Regions from separate parts of the Mus musculus genome. Here region 1 is linked to region 2. The links are chromatin loops, found by intact Hi-C in ENCODE. Cell type or tissue: left cerebral cortex. All regions are shown on one strand. Each heading gives the region's core, and the rest is flanking DNA. Links, peaks and the distances in the headings are about the cores only. Region 1 overlaps Atxn10 (ataxin 10). Region 2 overlaps Atxn10 (ataxin 10).

Evidence for each region. Peaks named below come from ENCODE experiments on the same cell type or tissue, not always from the same donor. Only the 100,000 strongest peaks of a DNase experiment are listed, where the experiment ranks them.
Region 1: a loop joins it to region 2, with 5 times the contacts of the local background. A loop is called at or near these places in 4 of 42 quality-filtered maps.

Annotation. Positions count from the first base shown.
Region 1 is chr15:85,396,390-85,407,495 of GRCm38, reverse strand. All of the region lies in intron 9 of Atxn10 (ataxin 10), which reads right to left. Among named protein-coding and RNA genes, the nearest start is that of Gm23517, 51 kb to the right of the region's middle. In left cerebral cortex, for the core only: no CTCF peak of the experiment used is centred there; DNase peaks (open chromatin) are centred at 2,015, 4,094 and 5,412; H3K27ac peaks cover 1,941 bases.
Region 2 is chr15:85,455,343-85,466,448 of GRCm38, reverse strand. It overlaps Atxn10 (ataxin 10), which reads right to left. Exons shown (of 12, transcript NM_016843.4): 11 at 3,982-4,169; 12 at 2,612-3,528. The coding sequence ends at 3,526. Among named protein-coding and RNA genes, the nearest start is that of 7530416G11Rik, 42 kb to the left of the region's middle. In left cerebral cortex, for the core only: a CTCF peak has its summit at 1,908; DNase peaks (open chromatin) are centred at 4,148, 4,619, 7,425 and 7,717; H3K27ac peaks cover 1,801 bases.

The DNA of each region.
Region 1 (11,106 bases), core at 1,692-9,691, 59 kb after region 2:
CCTCTGGCTGGCTGTCCTAGGCTGCAGCTAGGAAGGACAGTCACTCACAACTGTGTGGAGGAGGCCCCAGGTGTCCTGGGGACATTGGAAATTCTCTCCCGGACTCCATTCCTCAGGTTGATCCGTCCTCTTGCAGCCTCAGCCACAGATCACAGGTTCAGGACTAAAGAAAATGAATCTTAGCTCAGACCCCTCCTCTTGTCCCCAACTCTGCAGGCCACTGACTTAATTTAAACATTTCCTCCTGGATTTTTCCAGCAGGTAAATTTGACATTGTCACTAGTTATACTACTAAGCAAATAGCAATGAATCATTCCCAGAAATTATTTGTGCATTAAACAAATTAATGAAATGTCCAAGAGTAGCATGAGCTAAATGGAGCCTGTGGCAGGATGTGTGATGTAAGATGTCACTGACACAAGAAATATAAGCAACTCTACTGACAGAAGAATCTCCCCCCCCACACACACACACACAGATAAACTGTGAGAGGCTCCATTCGCACAGTAATGGGCACCTCTCAGAGGGGCCTCAAAGCCACCTGAGTCAGAAAACTACAAACAGAAGCTGGAAGCAGCTTAGGAAATGCCTGCCATTCTGTCACAATTGTTTTATGTGCTTATTTTAGTTCTTTTTCCTTAAGTGATTAAAAACAACTGTCTACTCTGTTTGTGGAATATGTTGATATATTAATTTTCTTTTTATCAATGTTTCTTTTTTGGAAAGATCAATGTTTCAAGACTGCATTCCATATTACTTAACTTAAAATAATCTGGAAAACCAAGGGAATTCATGCTTAATTTACAAAAGCCACTATAACTCTCATACTTGAAAGATATGGGTTATCCCACATACATTTGCAGATATAAATCAATCCTATGATCACACCATAGAAAACCCTAAGAGAAACAGCCCTGGATAACTAGGTGCCCCAGTGACAATTCCTAAGCCGTGGTCATGCCAGGGCTGAGCAGATAAGGAAACTGAGAATGTGTCTGGCAAGATTCTGGTGCTCTCTACCACTGATTCTATGAGACCCAGGCAAGTTATTTAATGTCCACATACCTGAGTTTGCAAATGAAGATGGGATAACAGTGTCCACTTTCAAAAAGTATCACGAAGATAAATACACTGATAAAAGCAAGGGCTCAAAGGGGTGCCAGGCACAGTGTAAGGACTGCACAGTGCTCACTCTGCTGCTGGCACTGATGCTACAGATGTCCAGTGTGGAAGCAGCTAGCCTTTGCAAGCTCTTGACTAAGGCTCAACATGTCTGTTTTTCCCATCTGAGTATCTAAGTTAATACTTTTCCTGAAAAGAAATACAGAGCTTCCAAATACATACAAATTATTATTGCTAGTGGGATAAGGAGTTATGGGGTATCTGGTTACTAGGGTATCGACAGCCCCCTTCACCTCCATTTAGGAATGGCTGAGAGGAAGGCAGCCACTATGAAGGCAGCGAGCGCGAGTGGAAAGGACAGAGAATGAATGCAGCATCAAGTCTAGCTCCTGCGTTCGCTCTCCTAACTGTCTGGGTCAGAGTTTATTGTCAAGAAAAGACTAGAAATGCTTTCACACAAATATATAAAAGAATGATTAAGGTTTGAAATGTTTCTCAATCCAGGTGTGTCAGCATTTTCATACAAATTTGAACTAAAGGAAATAAGAGCTAAACAATGACACTTGTAACACAATGAAAGGAGATGATGGCGAAACAGCACTGGCCCTCTGCTTACGTGAATGAGCAGCTCTGCTCCAGGCTTTGCCAGCACTGTGCACACACACAGAGGAGGGCAGGAGCTTTGCTTTGGGTGCTACATAAAGCAGTAAAGCGGCCATTTTCTTTATAGAGCCTAGCACCAAGCATTGCTGGGTACCAGGAAACTGGCTAACAAGAGAAAGCCACTTCCACACTGTGGGGGAAGAAAATGGAAGCTCACAAGCAAAGAAGAAACTGGCAGGGAGCTCATCCTCTGCACTACTGGAACCCTTCATGGGTGCTGCCTGCTCTGTTGGACAAAGCACAAGACTGAGGGACGAGAAGCAACCACCAGCCACCAAGGAGGTGTACTTAGAAGATGGTTCCCATATGTTCCACTGAGAAAGGCCAAATGACATAGTGGGATTCAGGCTTGTGAGGAGCACAGGCTAAAGAAAGCCATGCTATAATCACTGGAGTACTTAACACTGGAGGCACTCATACAAGATTGTTACTGGTGTTGTTGGACTAATGAGACTTAGTTCTCACAACAAACATGAGCTCAGGAAAATTACCTCTTCTTTCTAAATGAAGTAAGACTCAAAAATTAAACATGTGAAGAGTCGCCTAGTGAGTAAGCAAAAAAAGAAAAAGGGATAAACAAACAAACAAAACCACTGGAATTTAAATTTTCTCTACAACCGAGTTTCCATGCGCTGTGCTAAAGGGAAGACAATAATACAAGAAGCAGGCAGTCAAGGAAAGTTCAGAGGAAATACTGCAGGCCCCTGGCGCACAGCTGCTCTCCGTAGCTCCTGCAAGACTGGTGGGATATGGTCTGCTTAATCCTTGGAAGGGCATTTGCATAATTTTGTAAAAGCAGAAGTGAAAATCCAGAGTAGGAAATAAGAAGTCCCCAGGATGAAACTGGGATAAGATCTGCAGAGGACAGGGTTTCAGCACTGCTGAGGGAGTAGCTCAAAGGTCTTCAGTGGGCCAGTGACAAGGAGAGTAAAATTCTGGAGCTCACAGGCTGCTAGTTCATGAAAAACTCTCAACCCCTCCTTTAACAGGGCTACAGTTTACTGAGATGTTTACAGACAGAACACAGGAAGACAACTGCCACACGCAGGCAATGGGCCCAAATTGTATTGTCAGCATAGCATCAGAATCTTTTTCTTTCTTCCTTCCTTCCTTCCTTCCTTCCTTCCTTCCTTCCTTCCTTCCTTCCTTCCTTCCTTCCTTCCTCCCTCCCTCCCTCCCTTCCTTTCATATTTATTTATTTTATTTTATGTATGTGAGTATACTGTAGCTGTACAGATGGTTGTGAGCCTCCATATGGTTGTTAGGAATTGAATTTTAGGACCTCTGCTTGTTCTGATCAACCCTACTTGCTCTGGTTGACCCCCTGCTTGCTCAGTCCCTGCTTGCTCTGGCCCAAAGATTTATTTATTTATTATTATACATCTATATTTATATATTTATATTATTATTAGAAGTACACTGTAGCTGTCTTCAGGCACACCAGAAGAGGGTGTCAGATCTCATTACAGATGGTTGTGAGCCACCATGTGGTTGCTGGGATTTGAACTCAGGACCTTTGGAAGAGCAGTCAGTGCTCTTACCTGCTGAGCAATCTCACCAGTCTCAGAATCTTTTCTAATGTTAAATTGGCAAGAGGTGGATAAACCTTCTGTGATGTCAGGAGGTGGAGACAAAAGCAAAGCACAGTTTGAGGACAAGCTTACAAGACAGGAGCCATGGGCCCTCCATGTTTAAAGAGGACAATCCCACAGAACAGGAACAAATTAAAAACCCCTAAGTCACTAGGAGAAAGTCCACTGAAGAGATGGGGAAGCGGAGAGAAGGGCAGTGGAAAAGACAAAGACAGAGATATACAAATTGAGAAAAACGGTAAACAAGGGCCTAGGGGAACACCAAATGCAATTGTCTTAAATAACTAAAAGCAAATGTAAGCAGGTAGCACAATGAAAGTCCATTTTTAAAACAGCACAAGAAGGCTCAGAAATGAAATCTCTGATAGTCTCCAAAGGCTATAACTGTCCTCACATTCCAGCTAAATGCAGAAAGAGGCCAGCTGGCAAAACCCAGTGCTGAGCCACAAGCCAGGCTCACAGGCACCGGCACTCCCCTTGTGAGCGAGGCCAGCCCACAGCATGATGCCCATCCCCTGCTTCCCTCAGCTTTTCACATAGGCACCCGGCTCATCTTGAGCTCAGTGGAGCCTTCCCATCTCTCTGGTACACACCGCAGTCACTCAATCTCAGGCTAGCCTCAAGAACTCACTTAAATGGCAAGTTCTTACATCTGTCTCCCTGTGCACATGAATTCCTCAAGAGGGCACTATGCCAAATCCATTTCTACATTCTCACTGTCTAGAACACCAGCTGGTGCAGAGCAGATGGCAAATACATACTTAAACTAGAGTTCAGGTCCCTGCCATGGTTACAGAACAGTGTGGTAGCTCCTATCTGGAGAACTGAGTAGAAATGGCCTCTTTCCAACTGCTACCCAGCAGTAACACAGACTTGAGTTAAACATCACAGCATGGGAGACTCGATGCCATTCTCCTACTAAAATATAACAGTATGAAATTAAATTCTACCAAAATAAGATAAGCTTTGAAAGAAAGAGATGCCAGATAATTACTTCAAAACTGATTTTTTTTCTGGTATTTAATAATATAACTCTGATCCTTTGCTGCCAGGAAAAGCAAACAATTAGCCATGCCAAAGGCTGACAATGCTGTAGATGTATGCTAGGCAGTTCCATCTTTTTTGCTCCCTCAGAAATGGAAGGGGCTAGTTTAACACTTGAAATAAAAACTTTCCCATTTTCCCAAACTAATGACAGCTACAGAGATAGAAACTTTACAGTGTCAAAATTACTTGGGTTTTCATTAGATTCTGACATGCAATAGAAATGTGAAACATGCACTCATTCACCAAAAGCTAACATGCCCAAACCAGCAGAAGGTAAATACAAATCTTATTCCTCTGCAGTAGAAAAAAAGAAACCCAACACACTACAGGATTGAATAATCTTTCCATTTTTGTGTCCTTGCCTCTGCCTCTCTTTCACACTGACAAATTGATATGCACTCAAGAATGCCCCTGATCACTTCGATATGAGTTTTTAATTATTTTTGTTAGTAAAATTCCCCAGATCATATGCTAATGTTTTAATTTTTTTCTATAAAAGCCGAATTGAAATTCTGATAAACCCTAGATACTGGCTGAACAAGGTAAGGACATGTGCACAGATCATGCAAAGGGAACAAAGGAAGGAAGACTGGCTATAGTCACCATGGTGGCCATTTTCCTCCTATCAGGGACAAACAGGACCTCTAGATCCATGCCTCTGTGTGTGTGTGTGTGTGTGTGTGTGTGTGTGTGTGTGTGTGTGTGTGTTTTCCTCTTAACTTTCAGGTGCTGTAAGAAAAAAACTAAACAAGCTAAAAACCAAGCCTGCTACATGTGCACTCGAAGGCCGGACGTTAGCATCAGGTGTCCTCCTCCATCACTCTCCACCTTGTCTTCTGGGACAGTTTCTCACTGAACCTGGAGTTCAGCAGTTTGACTCAACTGGCAGTAGGGTAGCACGAGGAAGCACAAACCATGGACCCCTGGCATGCAGCAGTAACAGCAACAGATGGCTCCTGCAGTTCCTGTAAGTCTCCCTTTTAAAGCATGCCATGCCCCTCCCACACAAGAACAAGCTGACTACGCCTATTACAAAACAGAAAAGGAGGAGTCCTGAAGTCCAACAATAAAACATCGGCAGTGCTTTAGCTTTTTTGGCAGTACCAGGGATTGAATGTAGGGCCCTACACAGGCGAGGTAGATGGTCTACCATGGAGCTACCACGGCAGCCTTCCTCTTTGCCTTAAAAAAAAAAAAAAAAAGGTACAGCTGCAACAAACGAAATCTCTGAATGTATCCTCAAGATAGGAATTTTAATTTCACTTTCTGTAGCAGGAACTGTAAGTTCAAGAAACTAATGGTGACAGCTTGATTTATGAATTTTGACATATTTCTTGAACTTGGATTATATTACAAAGAAGTGGAATTCTAAGCGAGCCAGATCTTGTCTATACACTCAATCATCAAATCAATACGCTGTAACTCTGAGAGCATACAACGCAGGCAGGAGGACACAGACCTGAGACTGAAAAGTTCCTCCAGGGCTGGTGGCTCAAGAAGTAAGGGCGCCTGCTTGTACATGACGGACGAACTCCATTTGTAGAATCCACACGGGTAAAGGACAGACCTGACTGACAAAAGCTGTCCTCTTTTGTCAGTTTGTCCACAGTTTAAATGTCCACTTAATGTGTATGTGGGCACACATTAAATAAATGAGTAAGTGTGTGTGTGTGTGGGGGGGGGTGTCCTTCTATACGTTAAGACTGTCCTGGAACACATTTTAGAATAGATATAGAAAATACTTCTCCTCTTCAGTGGATAATGCCAAGAGAAAAATTCAACTATAAAAGCATTCGTGGTAGACCTGACAAGAAAAAAAAGTACTCTCATCCCAAGGGAAATTTTCTTACATGCTTTCAGTACTTTCCCCAAACAAGCCCCACCTAGAAAGAAAAGGCATCAAGATTCCTTTACTTAGTAAATTCCTATGGCATGTTATCTACAATTTCCATTTAAATATATATATCTGAGAGTCAGCAACATGGCTCAGTGGGTAAAAGAACTTGCCACCAAACCTAAGTTCAAAACCCAGAACCCACATAGTAGAAAGAGAACCAACTCCTACAAGTGGTCTGACTTCCATACTCACGCCATAACATGCATACATAGACACACATACCACCCACTCCTGCACAAAAATAAATGTAATAAAACTTTTTAAGCCATATAGTTGGGAGATGATAAATTAACTAGATCGATAACCTGAGAGGAAGGCTCAGGTCCATGAAGAGTCTAAGTAGTGTATCAGATCCTGTCACATTCAGTCCTTTGGACCCCACAGCAAGTACAGCAGTCTCCATTTGAAGCAAGGAAGCTGAGAACAGAACTGATGGCACTACAGTCAGTGGGTGGTTGACCAAGGAGCCACTTTGTGTTCACAGAATTTTAGTTATGTCTGCACTACTGCAAGCCACTGCCTGTTGTAAGGACTGAAAAATAGCAGCAACAGAACACAGCTTACTTTGTAGCGCTGAGAGACTAGGCACAGTCACAGGACAGTCACTTGCCCTGAGAAGATGGGCAAACTTACACCATGACCTGGGAAAGAAGGCCAGATGGCTTAGCAACCCATCACCTGTACAGAATGATCAGCTCAAGATCCATGCAAAGACTGGCTGCAACTCATTTCTCAGCAGCAGACATAAAAAATAAGTTTTATGAAAGAGTGCTAGAGCAGCGGAGGATAGGAAGGAGGTCTGGGGTTGTCAGTATAGTTGCAAACCGATCTAGCCTGTTATGGTAAAGGTGAGCCATTATGAAAAATTTCATATCATAGTCTTCGTTTAACAAATGACTCCTGGAGCACACTCCATATTGTTGTAGTGGTTAATCTATACACACCAACGACAAGTAAAAGCAAGATATAAGTATAAATCTGTTGAGATACATACCAAGATATATCCACACACAGAAACCAATTGCATATGCAGAGTAAGGTAGAAAAGCCACCCATCAAGGGAAGGCTCAGTGGAGGAGAACCTGATTCTGGCTGCTCTGATGTTTCCAAAGGTTCACAAAGCTCTGTGAGACCAGCAGTTCTAAAAGAGCAACTTGAGAACATATGGATGAAAAAAGTAGTTGGGACTGGGAGGTGGTGGTGCATGCCTTTAATTTCAGCACTTGGGAGACAGAGGCCCCAGGACACAGAGAAACCCTGCCTCGAAAAACAAAAGGGAAAAAAGAAAAAGAGGAGGAAGAGGAGGAGAAAGAAGAGGAGGAAGAGGAGGAGGAGGAGGAAAGGAAAGGAAAGGAAAGGAAAGGAAAGGAAAGGAAAGGAAAGGAAAGGAAAGGAAAGGAAAGGAAAGGAAAGGAAAGGAAAGGAAAGGGAAAAGAAGGTGGGAAGTCCACATGATGCTAGTACAGGGAAAGATTATAGAAAGTGTCCCTTCTCATGGCAGACAGTAAGGACTCTGGAACCCTGGCCTATGCTACAGCGGCTCAATGGAAGATATTAGCACGTGCTAATCCAGTCGTTATTCAATCAATCATTAGTCAGCACTGATGGACAATGAGCAGTCACTGACTCTAAGAAAAACAGTCTCAATAAAACAGCTTGGGCACTGGAATCCAAGCCATAAATTTGTTTCCAGTTTTCAGACTCACTAAGTAAGCACCCTGCTTGAAATCATGTTACACAGGAGGGAATTGTAAAGGACTGGCCTGCCAGCCTGCTCTGAATGTGAGAATCTGAAAGGCTTGCCGCACTGCATACAGAAAGACACTAAACTGAACCACACAAAAAGGCTTAAGGCATACACTAGGTCAGAATGTATTAATATATCCCAAACAGGGCTGCTGAGGTGGCTTAGTGGGTAAACTTGCTTGCTACCAAGCCTAACAACCTGAATTCAATCCAGAGGACTTATACTGTGGAAGGACAGAACCTCCTTACATGCACAGTGACACACATGCCCTCAAATACATACACACTGACTAAGCAAACAAATAAATCTCAAACATAAAAAGCTTGTAAGTTATCTCAAAATTCAGAATTTAAAGGAATTTTAGTTTTCAGGTGTAAAGTTGTTTCTTTTATCTAGTCTTTGTTTAACAAATGATTCCTGGAGCACACTCCATATTGTTGTAGTGAATATACAACAACTTTTTAAAGATTTACTTTATTTTTAATTCTCTGTGTGTGAGTGAAGGAGCTGAGGAGGCCAGAGATCTCAAATCCCCCTAGAGCTGGAGTTGCAGGCAGGTGTGAGCCACCTAACATGGGTGCTGGGAACAGAATTTGGGTCCTCTACAAGAGCAGTGCAATCCTAACTGTCAAGCCATCTCTGTCCAGCCCTACAACAAATAGCTTTTACGATAAACTGTTACTGGGCAACTGATGCCGCTCAGAGGTAGAGTCTGCCTACCACCCACGAGAGCCTATGTCTGATCGAGAGCGACATTACATACATATGGAGAGGACACATTTAAAGGAACCATCATGGGGAAGAAGGGGGTGGGATCAGCAGGAGGAGTGCAGGCTGGAAGAGGACAGTGGGGAAGGGGGTGACGAAGGACAAAGCAGATAACATGCATGTCTGGAAATACTTTGGGACCTATAGCACTGTACAACTGTAGAGTAACCTACACTTCTAATTTAAAAATTACAGATCACAAAAGATAAACCTTCACTTATGAATTCCCAGGTACAAGTTTTAAAGGCATAACACAATGAACAAAAAGTTGACAAATGTGCTTTTATGGTCACAAATGTTTAAGAACCTCTTTCCTAAAGGACAGTTCTGGACAGAAGGCCATGAGTTACACCTTCCTCACACCCTGAACCTCTTTTTTTTTTGGAGACAGGGTTTCTCTGTAGCCCTGGCTGTCCTCGAACTCAGAAATCTGCCTGCCTCTGCCTCCCGAGTGCTGGGATTAAAGGCGTGCGCCACCACGCCCGGCCTGACTTGTCTTTAAATGAACTGATACAGGCAACGAAAGCTTTGTGTGCACATATGTCAACAGAGATGACCAGGCACCAGCACCAAGGCTGGGAATTGCTACAAGGTGGAGAGGTAGCAGGAGGGAAAGAAGGAAGAACTGACCGCCATTGACAGGGAGCCTTTGGCAGAATGCACCCCACAAGCAACAAGTACATGTACTTTAGTCAATGACATTTTTCTTTGGGGACAAAAAAAAAGTAGACAAACTGGTTCATCTTCCCAGATATTTCAAATAGTATATTTAGCTTTAAGAATTAAAAACTTTTTTTTCTTCAAATAAGTCATTTCAAGAAGCTTCAACAATAGTAAAAAGCAGAAGAGTGGGAAGAGAAAGCGTAACTGTGGTTTGAGAGTTGAATCAGGTTCTATCAAAGAAGGCAGAGAATGGTTTGTGTTTACAGCATTAATATCCATGTGCTTCTTACAATGCAAACCCAAACAGAGGCGCTCTCCATCTGGTCCACAGGGGTTAAAGGTAAACTAATCATTACAGCCATAGCAAAGGAGTGCCATGCAATGGAGGGCCGAAAACAGAGTAAGGGGAAGCTGGAAAGGTTAGGAGCACCTCTGTCATGACTTGGTAAAGAAGGCTAGACTTTTATAGTTCGAGCAGCAACCTGAACATCAGAGCCACAGCGTGACCCAGGGAGGGCTGAGCTCCATACATTTCTGAGCAGGTTGTCCAAAGGTGCAGAAACAGAGGGAGATGATCTCCCATCCCACTAACTCTATGTCCTCGTGTTCCAGCTTTGCCAGAAAGAACTATTCTGGAATGGCCACCCTAGAGTACAAGACAGCCTTTCAGATCCTCTCTGGCAGGCCTCTGTAACACAATTGTTAAGTAATAGTACCAGTGCACATGTTAGCCCCTACTGACAACATCATCTTCAGAACCTACAGCATCAAGCTTGCATTCAAACTGATTCAAATTTCAGTTAAATTAAATCACACTGAAATCTCCCTGAGCCTTGGTTTCTCCATTAGAAACTAATGGTAACAATTCTTCTGTCAACCTTTTTCAGAGTAAGCTCTAGTGACCCAATGCAGATGCAAAAGGCAGGAAACTCGAAAGGCCACAGAGGTGCCTTACTCAGCTGCTGGACATGCCATTCCAATGAATGACTTTATGTGACAAGCAGAAATCGAGTAGGGTTCAAAAGGCTTCCATGCATTGTATAAAGATTCTACCAAAGTTCCTGTTGCCAATAGCTTGGTGGGTCAGAGGCAAGATCCCCAGATGTTCCTTATAGAACACAATCCTTTAGCAAAACAACTGTATTTTTCACAAGCTGTGCCTGCTTGCAAGAGCCCTCACGGGATCATTAGAGGGAAGATGACTTCTCTACCCTTAGAGAGGGAGATTCTTCTCCCCCTGTGTCTCCCAGCCATTTGTATGAAATTCTGCCCTAACTGCAAGTAGCTTCCGGAGGTGCTAGAGTATATAGGCTGGGAAAGCAAACTGGTAGGAACTCCATCTATGAAGCCATGGGGAAGCCAAGATTTCTGGGTGCTAATGCTTTGGAGTCCCCCCACTCTTACTAGTAGTCTCTTACCCAAAGTAAGCCCCCAAATTTCCCTGGTTCTCTGGGTGAACTGTGGATTCCCCAGGATCATACTTTGGTGTGTTCTCAGGAGCTTGTAGAGAAAAGATAGCTGCTTCCCCAGGAAAGGAATTCTCACAACATTCCTAGAATGGAACCTCCCAGGAGGCAAACTTTCATCAACCAAAGAATGCCCTGAAG
Region 2 (11,106 bases), core at 1,569-9,568:
AAGGGGCCATGACCGTCCTGTTCACTCCTGTCTCTGGCACCTGGCCTTCTGAGGGGAATCGAAGGCTCAGGGGGCTAAGTGCTTTACTCAAGGCTACTCAGCTAATAACAAGTGCAGCTGTGAATCGGACATTGTGATTGTGAAATCTAAAATCTTCATGGTTTCCTTTGTGTTGTGTCTTGGGCAACACAGCAGCCTATTCTGCCACAGTTAATTTCCATGCTCCCAGGAAAAACAGCCACATGTTTTTCTCACTCATTCTTATCCAGTTAATTATACCGATTAGTTGTTAACATCTACTGCTGTGTGACCTTGGACCATTTTAGCGAGTACGCTGACTCAAGCTCTTATTCCTATAAGCAAGCTCTTTCTATGATTACCTGTTTCCGTCCTCAAAGGCTCTGGAGAGGTGGGCCGCGCTATGATCCAGGTCTGCAGAGTTGAGAATCACAGACTACTCGTGCAATCTGTTTCAGTGTCTGCTGGTGACAGAGCAGGACCCTAGCTCCTAGCTAACAGGGGACCCAAGCTCTGGCTCTAGTGATGGAGAGCAAGCACCACACACACACACCAGTAAACAAAGGACGCAAGTCAAGGTCTTAAAACAGAGAAAGAAGACAACAGTTGGCTTGGATATGGTGGCACATGCCTTCAATCCCAGCACTTGAAGGTGGATCTGTGAGTTCAAGACCAGTCTAGACTACATAGTGAGTTCTGGGCCAGCCAGGGTACATGTTGAGACCCTGTCTCAAAAAAAAAAAAATTAGCAAATACTTAAAAAAAAACCCAAATCTAGTCATACTCATGGATTTTCTATGGCTATGAGAAGAGTGTGACAGTGATGAAGGAGTTAACAGTATAGCCACACATGGACAGAAAAGGCTTGGCTTAAAAATTCATATATACTGTAGACAACAAATCAAACTTGTATAGTTAAACAGGATGTAGCAGTTGATCTACAAATAAGTATGTAAACGTGTGTAGAGGGGAGAACAAGCATTGTGCCAGAGGAAAACGACCCCAGAACTTTGAAAGCAAGAAGAGAGGCTGACAGGGGCTGAGGGATCAGAACCTTGGACAGCACCGAGCGGCCTTTTGGCTCCCTCAATGGACTCTATACTCTCTGGGATTCTGGGACCATTCCTCAGCCTCTCTCTCTGCCTTTAGACACCTGACTGACTCGATGCTCTACAGAGAAAAGCCTGCTATGTGCAAAACCTACGATGATGGGATCATTTCTAAACAGGTTTTCCTCATGCAGAAATTACTGGCTGACATCTTTTAAGTTTTTCTGTTCTTGGATAGAAATTAAAAGACTGAAAAATAAAAGAAAAACTACTACATACAATTTAAATGGCAGGTGGTGTTATGAGTCACTTCAGAGGAGGACAGATTTAAGATACACAGGCAGACATCTGAGCTTCAGCGTGCTAACGAGCAGTCTTCCTTTTATACCCTAATCATCTCTCTGTGTCTCCTTCTGCAAGAGTGTGATCTAGTGCTTCCTGAAGTGAGTGCCGTGGTCAGATTCTGAGACACTGAGCCAGTTAGGCACCTTGACATTTTGCTTTTCAATAATCCCCAAGCAACCATGAGACACATGGACAACTTCTAACGGGACAGCCCTAAAATTGTGAAAACACGTTTTAAAGTCTCTCCTATGATAGGAGAGCGCTCTGCAAATACTTGGCCTTACTACCAAGTCGAGAATCCTTTCTTTTCTATCTGTGAAAATGAAGTAGACCAGAAGCTTTGTCAGTTTGCTCTTGAAAAAAATATGGTCACAAAACTATTCTTTTTAGCTTTACAAATTTTGTGGGGCTACCCTGCTTCCCACCCCCACAAAGGGCTGATTGAGGTGGCAAATTAATCCTCTATAGGGTGTAAAACAAGGTTCTGGGAAGCCCCAAGCCCTCTGGTGGAGCACAGGGAAGCTGTTGTGTTCAGCCCTTCATCTCCAGGGAATCAAAAGGAGCCACAATGCAGTCATCAGCATGTTTTCACTCTGGCAAGCCCCACACTTCCTATTTAGAGCACACAGCCATACCCGATTCTGCATTCTCACAAGGCTCCTTTTATTGATTTGTGTTTGTTATTATATGGTGCATACCGACATGTTTGTGTGACTCCACTGGTGTGTACACACCCATTGAGAGGAAAGAAGAATGTCCGTTGTAAACTTGTTAAAAGGAGAAAGGGCCCCCCGCTGCTTTCCCTTTGGCCAGACCGCTATAGAGAAAGGATTTTAACTCTTGGTGCCCCAGAAGGGAATGGCTTCTTTGTGAATTTTACATTTTGCAATGGCTGAACATCTCAAATGCATCCTAACTGCTCTAGGCTTCCAATCTGATGTTTCATAACAGACAGTGAGCTACATATGGGGAAACTGTTACTTCATCAATAGCTCAAGCCATTCTTGGAACACAAGGTAATTGGACATAAAGAAACTTACAAGAACTCGACTTTGGGATAGTATTTTCATGAAGCTTTTGGATGGTTCTTTACTGGCTTCACTTCGGGAGTATAAACATGAGTGTGATGTCTCTGGATAGTTTAGTTCTGAACAAGCTTGTTCAGGAAAATAATGGTAAGCCCTCTACAACATGGCCCATCAGATCAAGGTGATTTTATTAGTGATTCAGGTAGCTACAGAGTCCAGTGCCTTCTATAATCCAGTTTTACCTGCTACAAAAATAGAACTAAAGCTCGATACCAATATATCCTCGCTCCTCCAGATTAGCTTGTCTCTGTGACAGCCACACTTTTAAGCAGAAGAGGCTATGGACGCCCCGTTCACATGAGGCACAGCACACTAGAGGCACTGCACATCAAAAAAAGTACAATATTCCTTTCTGTGTCAGGCAGCATGGATATGGGCAAGATGTCAGCATCACTTTTAAGGAATTCTTAACTCTAAGTCCACCTGGGATGCAAACAGTTAAGTGGCCACATGGTCTCTCACCCATTCTCACGGCCTTTCTAAGACAGGGCTCTGTGACAACGCAGTGCATGGAATGAAGAGGGTGGGTTCTCAAATTAATTAACTGGAAATGAGTCATGTCAATGTTTTGGAAAGGCAGAAGGGGAGAAAAGAGATTGGTAGAATTAATCACAGTGAGAAACTTACTTCAAGTGCCCGCCAGAGTTCAGAAATCCAATGAGAAGCAGAGAATCAAAGGGATGAAGCACACTTGCCATCTGAAAGGGCGTGCAGAATCCAATCAAGGGTCCCAGTCTTTGCCGAGTGAGGGCTGTGCCCACAGAGACGTTTATTACTACAACAGTAAGCACAATGTATATGACGGGAAAGCGAGTTCTACCCAGAGGGACAAAGGTGAGGCAGACAGTAACACTTACTGCAAAGAAATAAAGAAAACGTCCACTTGTAGCTTACACTCATTTACTCTAAAGGATTAGGAGGCTCCCTCATCTGTACCCTACATGTCCAATACTTGTGATTTCATACACTGCAGAGATGAGAGGTCCGTGAGATGGAATCTGAATGTGTTCATATGAAGATGGCATTCACTATGGAAAAAAAACAGAAACAGCATCATAGGTACAGCACATCTATTTACAAGAACCATCAGACAAAGGAGAAATCAGAGCTCTGCAGGTATCATGGTACTGGGGGACTGGGAAGATCCTTAAAGGACGCATGCATCAGCACACAAACTCTTGCAGTGACCTCTGCTCCTTACAGGAAAGTCTCGTTCTGGTCAGGAACTTGTTTCTGCCATGAATACACTTCAGCATCTTTTGTATGTCATGCTCTGCATGAGTTGTAGTTTTAAGCAAATGGCATCATAAAGTCTGCCCAAAAAGTTATCTGCAGTGCTATTCAGCTCTGTCAGTAACCGTGTCAGAAGGCAGCTTCTCTAGTCTTCCATGTTCCCTACTGAGACCTCTCACTTCCAAGTCACAGAGATGCAGGGGCAGCTTTCTGGGAGGGACTGAGGACAGCTTACAGAGGGTACTTACAGGCGGGGGGATGTCATTATTAGACTTCAGAATCAGTTTATCCCCACTCTTTTCAATTTCAAAGCCCATTTTCTTCAGTAGGGATGCGTCTGCCAAGCCCTGCTCCTCCATCTTGGCAATGACATCTTGGTTTTGGCTGTTGTCTTCAGTGAGATTTCGCACAGCATACACCACCCACTGCATCATAACTGGAGCCAGAGTGAAGGAATTTAACAGAAAACTTCCCTGTTTTTCTAACTCCCATGACTGTTAGAGGTAAGCAGTGGAGGTGTACAGGAATACCGATGGGATCCTCTAGAGAGGTAGAAGGAGAATACATATGCACTCAATGAGAAACCCATTTAAAAAGCTGTGAAAGCACACATGCGCTGTGGGCCCAGCATGGGAGTCAGTGACCAGGCCCAGAGAATGGCTTCCTGAGTGAGAATCTGACACACACACACACACACACACACACACACACACACACACACACAGAGAGAGAGAGAGAGAGAGAGAGAGACAGACAGACAGACAGACAGAGAGAGACACATGGACAAAGGCTCAGAGCAGCCACTCTGAGGTTTATGAACACAGCAGTACATTTGCACTCCTGGGCATTTTGTCAAGTCACTAGGGAGGACAGAAGGGCTCTGCAGACAAGTCAGAGGCGCTGGGAAAAAAAATCAGACAGGAAACTTGTTCTGTTTAAAGTGCAGTTATCAGTAAGAATGGTTTCCTAGGAGTCACCATGGAATTTCTCTCATTCAGTATTTCAGAGACAAAGCCTCAGCTGTGAAGGATTTGCTAGGTCCAGTGTGAAACACTCATGCCCTGAAAGCACATGACCCTCACTGCCTCCCCATACCCTGGCCCGCAAATGAAATGCCTTGCGCGGTGTCCCCACCTCTGATAGAAGCTTGAGGTCACATCACTGCATTATTCATGATGACTTAGGTGCTAGGAGCTGTGTAATACTCATGAGAACTGAAAACTGCTGCTATACAGCATCCTGTAAGACAGGCACTACCGAGGACAGGCTTTCTTTTGTCTTTTGTCTCTTGTCTTCACTCTGGTCCAGAAGGAACCAAGGAGCCTATGCTATTATAAATATATTTTCAGAGAAATAGGCCTATCTGCTCATGATCAACAGAGTCAGAATAATCAAATCTGGAGGGTTGGGGATGGAGCACAGTGGTTCGGTGTGCTTGCACAACATAGCATTCACTGGGTAATGGTATTGATTCCCAGCACACACACAAAAGGAAGGACCCTTTTCCTGACAGTCATTAGATACACTCACTCTGGCAGTTCCAGAGGAAGAGTGGGGTGCATGTGGCTCTAAAAGGCGTCAGACCAAGCTTCTGGGTCTGCCCTAGGCTTCTCTGGCAAGAGGACTGGTTCTGAGACACTTCTAGATTTCCAAATCAGAAGTGAAGTTCAAGAGAAGCTGTCAGAATTATTAAAGGTGGGTGCTCTTCTTACAGTACTGAAAAAAAAAAGGAATTAAACTGTTTCACTCTAGTTCAGTAACCTTACAGGAAAGTAAAACTTGATCTATTCACTACCAAGACTCAAGCATTAAAAGCAGGGTACTGTATGATCAGGGCATTTACAGGCTTTTCAAAGGCTGTACTGTCCCGTCTCTGTCCCAACCCTGGCTTATAGCTCTGTCAAGCTCTCTATATCACCTCAGGGCAGTCTCTACCTAACCATGACCCTTTCTCTGTCTAGCCTCTCTCAGAACTTCAGCATAGGGCTGGGCTCGTGTTTGTGGGACTATGGGGCCTGCACAGAGCCTGGCACAGAGAGGAGTCCTACTTAGCAGTTTTGAATGAATGAATGAACGATCTGTTGGTCTTTGAAGGTTTATCACTGAAACCACTTGAGGGTATCAATGGCTAAGTGTTTCCGAAGGCAAAGAGCAGCCGCTGTGCTTGCTGGCGGATGTGGAGTCTGCTTATCATTGCTTTCACCTGGCAATCTGTCTGCCATCCGTCATGACCAGGCCCAGCTCCTTTATAAGGCTCTGCTTCTCTTCTGAAAACGGAATCCCACAAATACTGAAATAAAATTTGGATTTGCAATTCGCCCCCTTTCCATGGCCAGTGAGTCTCCACTCTGAGCTATTATAGAAAATGAAAATAACATTTGTGGTGCCAGACATTCCTACACAAGAAGTAATTTCTGGACAAATTATTTGCTGTGACTCTTTGTACACCTGAGTTGACACGATCATTATACCAACTCGTCTTTCACTTTTTATAGAGAAGAAGCAGCAGCAATTACGAGAAGGGCTAAAGGAGCAAACATTTGCAGCATAAACTCAAAGACAATGTAAAAGGCTGGAGGCGGGGCTGGCTCACAGGTAGAACTACCTGCTTTAAAATGATAGAGGCAAGACATTTTCTCCTTTCTGGAACTTTCTGGCTATTAACTTAAAGATAAGTGAGCTTGAACAAATTTGAGGTTGCTAAGACTTTTCTAAGAGCACCTGCAATCAAAGGGCCTTGAAGGCCAAAGAGCAAAGGCATTTTGTCATTTCTAAAATTGGTAGTGACAAGTGCCAAGACGTGGACATGCAGGCAGTGGAGGGGTTGGAGAGAACTATCGTCCCAAGAGCATACTGGGACCAACATCACAGCACCTGGGAAGTCAGAAGTCAGTGACAAATTACCAACACCAGCACCTGTCACTTAACTGTGTGCTGTAGAGGTCAAAGAACGACTCTGTGGGGTTGGTTCTCTTCATACACCCTTACATTGATTGGTTCTGGACCTTGGGCTCAGGCTGATTGGCTTGCAGAGCAAGTGCCTTTACCCCACAATGAGCTACCCTGCTGGTTCTCTTTCCCCCTTTTTATTGTGTGTGTGCATGGGTACACATGTGTGATACATGTGTGAGGGAAGCATGTGTGCTATGCTGCATGTGTGGAGGTAAGCATTTCTGCAGAACACTTTGGTATTTTGACCTAAGCCGCAGTGAGCACAGTAGCAGTCAGCGTCATGTTGCTTCTGCTGCTGCTGCTGCTGCTGCTGCTGCTGCTGCTGCAGGACCAGGAAGGGGGGTATCAGTGCGGGTGGGGAACTAAGAATACCTGTGCTAGCTGGGCACTCCACGGGGTCCAGGCTCTGTGGAGTTAGTTCTCTCTGTCACTTGTATGTGGGTTCTGGGATCAAACTCAGGTTGCCATGCCTGCAAGCACCTTTACTCACTAAGCAATGCTGTTAACACCAACATTACTACTTCTTTATGGTGAGAACATTCGACTTCTTGAAACTTAAGGTGCACTACTGTTAACTAGTCACCCTACTGTGCAACAGCACCCAAGCTCCTTCCTCCTACCTGACCAGAACTCAGAACTCATGCATGACAAAAGGAAAGTATTCTTTCAGAAGACTGGAACAGAAAAGAGAAACCCTGTAAGACAATCTTCAGAGTAGTCTGCTCCCAGCGCTGGGTCATGAATATGCATGGTCTCCTTGTTAGTGTGGTGAAAGGCTGCAGCCTGAGTAGTCAGTGCAGACCTAGACAGTCTTAAGTGTCACAAGGGAGATTAAAACAAGTCCCAGTTAATATTCACATTGCCCTCTTGTTCCCTCTGTAAAGGAACAGGGAACAAGAAAGAGTGGGGGAGAAAATTCAACATCTTCTAAAGTCTCTAATCCTGCTAACACTTGAAGTCTTTTATTGTGTGCTTAGCTCCTGAGAGAGCGCTTCTCCTGTTTCCATAGCTACTACAAATAGAAGGCATGAGCCTGTTTGTCGCAAAAGTGCCATGAAAGGGCCACAATCAGCGCTGGAGCTCTTCTGCACAACACTCTGGTGTTGTGACCTAGGCCACAGAGACCACTGCTGCTGCACTAGGAAGAACCTGTGTGGCTGGGAACTCTGTGGATCCACCCTAAGCCCGAGGCTGAGAACAGGTTAGGTGGCTCAGTAACAGTAGGGCAGAAAATTGTAGGTAAATCTTCACCAACAACTCAGTACCAACCAGCAGACTCATGGTCAAGTCAATTTTAAATATAGTCAGCTGAGTTAAAATGCTACTGATAATAAGACAGACTTCATTTGGCTATAGGCAGAATGTTTCCAGAAATCAAACTCAACAGACTTTAAGTCCAAGGATGACTGTTGTCAAGGCCAGAACTGTGTTTAGGAGCCTGCTGAGAATGAGGGTTGGCAAAACATATCCATAAACAGATATTATACGAAGTACATGTATATCCTAAAATTCAAGTAAAAAGCTTTGACATTTAAATTGCTATTAATGAAATGTACGTTTTCCAAACCCATGCTTCATATAATATCTGTTTATGTGTATCACATAATAGTTCATCTTTACCTACACAGTATGTTGAAAAGCTATTTTAGACAGCGAGTCAGCGAAGGCCCGGGATTTACGTGCATACAGCTTGGCAGGGGCTACTGCGATAGGGCAGACAGCAGGCTGGAGCTCCTCCAATAAACTGCACCGTGAGAAGGGAGTCAATGACAGACAAATCTCCTTCAAGGGCCTTTATGAACCATGCATGCCTTGCAGGGGTTTTCTGAGGAGTAGAGTGAACAATAAACACCTGCGTCACAATTAACTGACACCCTTTCAAACTGCAAACTGAGACTGTGGCACATAGCAAGCAGCCCCCTACCATTTCTGGAAATGGTCTACATTACTAAAAAGACAAGTGTGCTTACTTCCTTCATACAAAGCAGGGAGAACACAGGGGAGGGGGGGGGGCGGGGGGGGGTACAGACCAGGAACAAAGTGTGCTCAGCACCTTCCCCCAACCCCCGCCCTCAGAGCCGGGATTAAGAAGGTAAAGCATGCTACTCGCAAAGCCCAGCTTCATGGCACATGTTACCGCAGGGAAGAAAGGCCGCTACAATCATGGCCAGAAAAGACGCTGGAAGGAGGGATCATGAAGAGGAAGAGGCAGATAGGGCAGAGGCGGTGCTCGCTGAGTAGAGGTGTCTATTCTTCCACAAAGCCATAGGGTTCTCTGCAGAGGCCAACCATTCCTAGACAACCAAAGGTTGCTTTCATTATAAAGTTCATTTACATCATTGTTAACTTTCATCATTATCTTTGGTTATCAACACTCATTCACTACACACTATTGTCAGTCAGAAACTACAGAGGAAGGCTTAATGGGGACAGCTCCTCCAGCATTTCTAGCATGGTGCTGAAAACAGGGTATGTAATAACCACCTCAAACCACCCACACCAGCCCCCAACACTGCTCTAAACTGTCGGACGATCTGGTATCTAACGTCTTCTGCATACTGTATTTTAATACAAGGGAACATCTGTGCTCCAAGCTTCAGTGAGTGCTCCATGTGCTGTTTCATGGTTTGCAGCCTGTTGTCTTAATGTCGTCTAACAATCACAGCTCAAGTCATGTGAGCACACCTGCCAACTTACTAATTAATGGCTCACTGCCAATGCCCAAAGTGGCAAAACGGGAAAACAAATACAAGAGGGTGGAAAAGAAAAAAATCGCCACATTTGTGAATTATAGGTCGCAATATGAAGAATACAGAATACACGTTCTCAATACTTGCTATGAACAGCAGGTAGCTTCTGCCTATACAGAGGGGAAGGCACCTCAGAACTATCACTCAGCCACAGGGAGACAGAAAGAAATGTCACAGAGATACGTGATACTGAAGAGCTCTCAAATGCCTCAACAGCACTGTCCGGGAGACTGGCTCCTCTGTGCACAGCCCACACCTGTACTTAAGAAACGAAGGCCACACTCACTATCTTTACAACACACAACTTACTTTTCCTAGAGTGACCTTTAAAGATGAGGTGAGATACTGTTTCAAGGGCTCCTCCGCGAAGCCCACACCTCTCCCCACCTTATGAAAGCTCTCACTTCCTGATAGCATCTGTGGGTAGGGTGGGGAACCAAGCCACATACCGCTCTCTGTCTAGACCCTGGCTGGGTTCCGGCCCTTCTCCTTCATTTCCAGATGTGCATCATCCAGCATCCAAGATGAGAGAGAAAACACACTGTGGGCCCGTCCAGCTGGCAGTGAAGTCATGGGAAGACGACATTCTCCCTGCCAGGCAGGCATCAGATGCACGGCCCACTCCAAATGCGTCTGTGGCCAGCAAGGGCTGTGCTCACAGGTCCCTTGTCTTCCCGGGGTTTTGGTGGTGAAGGATCTTGGAGCACTGAAACTAATTTTGTACATTACACATTCTGGAGTCCTTTTTACTGCCCACTTCAAAGCAGAGCGTGGTACAAAGCAGGCACAGTCTGGCATCCCTATCACACTACAGGTTTCAGGATCAGAAACAACCAATACCACTTCTAACCCAGACCACACCAAAGGGCTTTGGGGCCACAAGTGGTTCCATTTGTGTTTGGGGCAGCACTCTGACGTCACTTCTGAGACTAGAGGGGCTGCTGCATGCGGCACCCTGAGAAGTGCCCAGCACATGCACCGAACACAGGGCGGACGAGCGGTGCCACGGAGACGGCCGGGGGTGCTTTCCTCACCGTGCCCCCTCCCTCTTGGAAAGTGTGCTGCTTACCAGCCGGACTCGGCTGTACCTGAGCTGTGGCCTTTGCACGCAGAGTTTATGTGATTTAACTACTTAGCCACAGGTAGCGTGCTCAGGGCCTGGGTCAGGTTTGGGCTGTGAGATGTTAAGGAACATGCAGACGTATGGCACAAGCTGCACAGCCACCTTCCTCCTTGTCACTGTGGGGACAGATGGGGAGAGTACTAGGCTTCAGTCAGACCCAGGTCCCCAGCAACAGTGTCATGGCTGAGCTTTACTGCCTAAAAGGAGACCTCAGCCAGAGCAGAAAACACAGCAAGGCCCCTGTGCTGGGTGGAGAGATTGTTATAAAACATCTGCACAGAACTCTGCAGCAGAAGAGACAGTGGAAAAGTTGTTTCATCAGAATCCATTTAGTCCAGAGCAGGCAAAGCTCTGTAAGGGGCATTCTCTTCAGTGTCTCTGCATACATCAGGAAAGGTAATAATAACAATAAAAGCAGCAGACTCACCTCCAAGGTGGTACCTGACTGGAGCGGTTTTGAGTACTTACTAACCCTGTGATTGTCCTCATCCTACTGAAGAGGTCAGTAACCTGTCCCATGTCCTGCAATAAAGACAGGGGAAGCCAGG